Regions from separate parts of the Mus musculus genome. Here region 2 is linked to region 1. Evidence: chromatin contacts called from ENCODE POLR2A ChIA-PET data. All regions are on one chromosome and are shown on one strand. Each heading gives the region's core, a stretch centred on a gene start or an enhancer-like site at or near the end of the contact. The rest is flanking DNA. Distances are from core to core; before and after follow the strand shown. Region 1 holds the start of Sec63 (SEC63-like (S. cerevisiae)). Region 2 holds the start of Afg1l (AFG1 like ATPase).

The links. ChIA-PET counts read pairs that join two places held with the same protein, here RNA polymerase II (POLR2A).
Region 2: POLR2A ChIA-PET joins it to region 1 with 10 read pairs in Patski. The contact joins the promoter of Afg1l here to the promoter of Sec63 in region 1. POLR2A ChIA-PET finds 5 or more read pairs at or near these places in 3 of 5 experiments (Patski and embryonic stem cell).

The regions. Positions count from the first base shown.
Region 1 is chr10:42,760,193-42,762,916 of GRCm38, forward strand. It overlaps Sec63 (SEC63-like (S. cerevisiae)), which reads left to right and starts at 1,304. Exons shown (of 21, transcript NM_153055.3): 1 at 1,304-1,696. The coding sequence starts at 1,573.
Region 2 is chr10:42,477,199-42,480,013 of GRCm38, forward strand. Afg1l (AFG1 like ATPase) reads right to left here and starts at 1,367. Exons shown (of 13, transcript NM_145743.2): 1 at 1,065-1,367. The coding sequence starts at 1,203.

The sequences.
Region 1 (2,724 bases), core at 54-2,553:
CCCCAACAAAAAGCAAAGTAAACAAAACAACAACAAAACGGGCAGTTAAGAGCACTGAATGCTCTTCTGAAGGTCCTGAGTTCAAATCCCAGCAACCACATGATGGCTACAGTGTACTCATATACATAAAAATAAAAAATGAATCTTAAAAAAAAATACAGCAGAATGTTTGTACTTGCGCGGTAGCTTCTCTTTTTAAAGATATTGCACAGTTTCCTTTACTATTCACAGCGGTCCTGTGTAAAGTGCCCTGTGTCCTCTTGATCCACAGAGGGCAGTGCAGACACTGGGACCCACCCTGCTAAGGCCACCACTGGACTCTGGTGGGATCTTTGCAAGGTTAGAGGACTATCCTGCAGTTCAGCTGACTCCAGCTTGAGATTCGGTGGCCAGGAGCAGAGAGTGACTGCCTCTTCAGATTGCCCACAGGTTGCAGGGGAGTGCCAGCGGCTCTTTGGGGCGTCAGAGCGATCTGGGTTTGGATCCTCAAGCCCTGAGCAAACCCAAACCATTGAGCGTTACCTCTGGAAAATGTTTTGAGTCTGAATTTTCTCATCAATAGAGCATATATGACATTGGTTCTCAATATGTGGGTCCTGACCCTGTTAAGGGGGAGTTATCAAAAGACCGTTTTAGAGGGAGTATATATATCATGCACATCATATATTTACATTACAATTCGTAACAGTAGTAAAATTACAGTTATGAACTAGAAATGAAAATAATTTTACGGTTCGGGGTCACGACAACATGAGGGACTGTATTAAAGTGTGGCAGCATTAGGAAGGTTGAGAGCCACCGATCTATATTTTGCTTTATTTCATGTTTTACTGACAAATTGAAGACATGATCGCTTGGGTCACAGAAAGCATTAGTGAACTGGCAGCTCCAAATACCAAGGCTTTGGAACTCTGAGGAGTTCCTTGCTCCCTATTCTTTTCATTTATTTATTTTTCCTTGCTCCCTATTTTAATGGCACTTGTTTCCATGAGGTTCACGTGGAGGAAAAGTGAGAGGGATAGGAGAGAGTGGAGAGGTTTGGCAACCTCGCTTAGGTTGCAAAAGCTCAGGTCCCAATCGCACCTAGGACGCTCGCCTCTGCTCACTGCTTGGGGGACCCTGGCAAGAAAGCTCCTGGAATCCGGGAAGGGTGCTGGGAAGGAAAGCCTGGTAAGCAGGGGGCGGGACCCGGGGGCGGGCTTATGGAAAACAGAGGGCGTGGTCCGTGGCTCAGGGGCGGGGCCGCGGGCGGGGTCCAACAGAGTTTCTTTGCTGCGCGCGCCACGTCTCCCTCAGTGAGCGTGTGGAGGAGACGGCCGGGGAGGGAACAGCCGCGTGGGGCGGGAACTAGCTCCTCTCGCGAGAGTTGGCGACGGCCGCGGCGGCGGCGGCGGCGTGTCCGTGAGAGCGGCGTGGGGGCGGGGAGGAGAGCGGCGGCGGCGGCGGCGGCGGCGGCGGTAGCGGCGTCCGAGCTACGCCACACGGGGCCGGGGCGCTGGGAGCCGGGAGCCGGAGCGCAGCGCGGGGTCGTGGCGACGGCGGTGAGGGGAGCGCGGCGGAGGAGGCGGAGCCATGGCGGGCCAGCAGTTCCAGTACGATGACAGCGGGAACACCTTCTTCTACTTCCTCACCTCCTTCGTGGGGCTCATCGTGATCCCCGCCACCTACTACCTCTGGCCGCGAGACCAGAACGCGGGTGAGTCCCGTCGGCGGCCCGCTCTGGCGCGCTCGGGCGGACGCTCCGCTCCGCTCTTCTCCGCTCCGCTCCGGGCCGCGCCGTCCTGCCCGCCGGTGCTGCTCCGCGTCCCAGGGACGCCGCCTGGGCGGCGGGGCCTGAGGGCCGCTGTCCACGGGGCCGGAGCTCGGCGGCGATTTCCGGGGCTGTCCGCCCGCCTGCGTGGTCCGCGGGAGTTTGGCGGGGATCCGATCCGCATTGTTCTGGACGCCCCTCGCCTGCCGCCTCTTTGTCTCCCCAGCCTCGGCTTTGTTGGGTGTTCTTTCTGGAGGGAGCGGGCTGGGCTGGGACGGGGGGCGAGAGAAGAGTTGGCCGAGGGGGAATAAGAGCGTGTGGGCACAACTCCGCATCCTTCGCTCCCGTCACCCTTTCTCCCTCTTGTCCCGGTGTCCCCGCTGCAGCTGTTGGTACAGATGTTTGGGGGCACCCCTAAGCTGGGTGTCATGTTTGGGACTTCCAAGTGAGCTCACCAGCAGCCCACCCCGTCACTTCCTCCGGTTGCTTTTTTCATTTGTTCAATCACATCGTGGGGGTTGGAGAGCGCTGCCGTTATTCCTTTTATAAAAGCACAAATAGGATTTTCTCCGTTTCCTTTCCTCTGGAGTTTCCTGTTTACAACGGAAAAGTGCAGGCATGAAGGATTAAGCGGGATTCGTTGATGGAAGGAGGTAGTTGGTGGGGTCGCAAGCTCCTTTGCTTTTAGTTCTCGAGTCTTTCCACATTAAAGGTCGCGTCAGAACGCAACCCAGTGCAGTTTCCGGGGATGTTAGGTTTAAGATTGTAATGTTGGATTCTGTGTTGCACTTTACTAAGACATATGGCACCGGTTATTCTTAAAGCTGATGGCACTTACAGCAAGCGCCTAATGGGTTATTTCTGGTGGTGGTAACCATAATTAGTAGGTTTCGAGTATAACAGCGGCTCTGGGGGAGAGCGTTCTGTGTCTGCTAAGTTGCTTTTAGGTTGGGTGTGGTGATGATCTAAGTTGT
Region 2 (2,815 bases), core at 117-2,616, 280 kb before region 1:
TTACTTTACTTATTTTGTGTGTGTGTGTGTGTGTGTGTGTGTGCGCGTGCGCGCGCGCAAGAGAGGACAAGTGGTGGGTGTTGGTACTTCCCCTCTGCCATATGGGTCCTAGGGATTGAACTCAGGCTTGATAGCAAGGCCCTTTGCTAAGTGGGCCATGTAAAGCTCACAGTCTGGTATTTATTTCAATGACTGAGGGGGGAAAAAAACCTATCTTGAGACGATGAGAATCGGCATTTGCATATATATACTCTGTTAAATTATATCCGATTTTGAAGGTATATAAAGAAGCTCTTGGAGATGAGGAAAGGTGACTGAGGAAGACCATGAGAATAACGTCGTTCATTTGAAAATATCTGCTCATCAGACACCAATCACCATCCTACGTGCCAAGGAAATAAGGACACAGGGTTTGCTGTCTTTTGAGAAACCAGTCCAGTGAAGAGAGGTAAAATTAGCACTTCTGGGAAAGAGCAGCAGGAGGTTCTCAAGTTCGTGGCCAGCCTGTACCACACAGTGAGACCACGTGATTGTAATTTGGCTAACCACTCATTCACAGACACATGACAGTAGAACGAAAGAATCGAAGGTCAGGGGCAAAACAGATAAATGACAGACAAACAGACAAAGTGATGCCCTAGGAATTTAAGACTGCATCGAGAAAATGGGCGGGGAGGGGGCATAGGGTCCCTGACTGACATGACCATTAAGTCCATCACCAGCCTTAAGAGCCCAGATGGGTTGGGGTGAAAGGCTCCCCACACACCAACCCCATCTTGCTTACCCCCATCCCTCCAAGCCGGGCTCTTGCACACCTGCCCTCTCCAGGCCTGGGTTACCTGGGGAAGAACTGGGTTGGCCTCTGACCCTCAAATGGAAGTTACTCTGGGCAGCTGCCTGAGGCGCTCAGCGCTCTTTGGGGCAACGAGATGCAAAAGGTCAATAGACACGAACTCGTCTCTAGGATCCTTACAACTTGTGAAGCCACGGGTGCAGCTGGGAGGGATCAGACAGTGGGGTGACCCCAGGGCCTTGCGCGGCCCGCTCGTGACACGGTCACTGACCTTTCCACAGGGGTTTCCCAGGGCCAGGGGCCGGAGGAGGGATTGCGACGACCCGCGCCCCGCACCCAACACCTCTCCCAGTCAGCCGGCTGCGCGCGGCGGAGCGCAGAGTAACCAAGGGCGACCAGGAGGCCGCCATCTTGAGCTCCGTACAGGGAGGAAAACTTTATTGTAACCCAGAAGACGCGACGGAGCAGCCGGGTGCTGTGGCGCTCCAGGAGGCCACGCCTGAAAATGAGAGAGCGTTAAAGAGAGATGACCTCAAGCTTAGAAAGGCTGCAACGCCTGCCCTTCACGCCTTCCGGTGGGCCTTGGGACTACAAGTCCCGAGAGGCCTCGCGCCTTGAGGGGGCGTGTCCTGACAGTCGCGGGTGCGCCCCACCCCGCTGAGAGGCGGCTAGAACCAACTCTCCACCCCGCCCCCACTGAAACCCTAGTTCTCCAGGCCTGAGAAACCAATTGTAGCTTGTAGTAATAATCGTGAACCTTCTAAGACCGCATAATATGAAGGTGACCAAGAGGTATATATTATACCTCGTCCAATCTGCTATAATATAGCCTCAATTTACTTTTCTTTCGGTGTCCAACGTGTCTCTGAAGGGTACCTGAAATGTGTTTCTGCCACTTTCTGTTTGAGCTGTTGAGTAATAGAAATTATCTTCTATATAGCACATGTTTTCATGCTTTGAAGAAGCTTATAAGTGGGACAGGAAAGCCAAAGGGCCCAGACTGACAGCTGGTGGATGTGGCAGTCATGGGATGGTGTGACCACTTGAATTTGCGACTGCCCTCATTTGAGGCTGGCGACCCTTTGGCTAGATGAACGCTGCAGCTAAAGACAATAGTGGGATCAAGGAGAGAGCACTGTTGTGGAGGAGTACGGAGATTATATTTTTGTCTAGGTGTGTGTGTCCTATATTGAAAGCGATTCTTCTGGAGGCCAGAAGTGGGCATTGATCCCCCCAGAGCTGGCTGAGATTAAAGGCAGCTGTGGGCCACTCAACGTGGGTGCTACGAACCAAACCCTTGTCGGCTGCATAAGTTACACATTATTTAAACAGTTGAGCCACTTCTCTAGTCCATACAAGATTAACTTTTAACAAAAGACAAAGACCTTCCCAGGGGTTGTCGGGTGGTGTTCAGCTGATAGAGTGTTTGCCTAGTTAGCAGGAAGCCCAAGATTCACCAGTCTGGGAAGAAAAAGCACAAACAGCAATCCTAGCATTTGGGAAATGTAGACAGCAGGGTTAGAAGTCCAACTACATAGTTACATCCTTAAAAATAAATAAAACAACAACAACAACAACAAAAAAGTAAACCCTTCAACCGTGGATCATATCTAAAAGACCTGAACATTTAGCTGGGAATTATGGAAAACAAGAAAGTCTAGCATTCCTAGGAAGGAGGAAACAAAGTTTCAATTGTGTGACCAAAAAAGAGAACACTAAGAAGAATTCCAGGAAACCAAATTGTGGTCACCAGAAGAGGAATTCTGAAGAAACAGGAAATGGAAGGTGTAGTATGGCAGAGTAACTTCAAGCCTTTTCTCTGCTAATATGTCAAAGTATGTACCCACCCCGATGGGACTGAAGATAGTCTAAAGAGACACTTGTGTCTTCTTTCCCTTTGGCTATTGCACTACTGAAACAATGGCCCTAAGAAATCAAACTGCTCCCAAGAATCCCACGCTGGGACAAGGAAAAGGTTGAAGCCTGGTGCCAACCAGAAAAGGGAGAAGCTGGGCTCCCGGA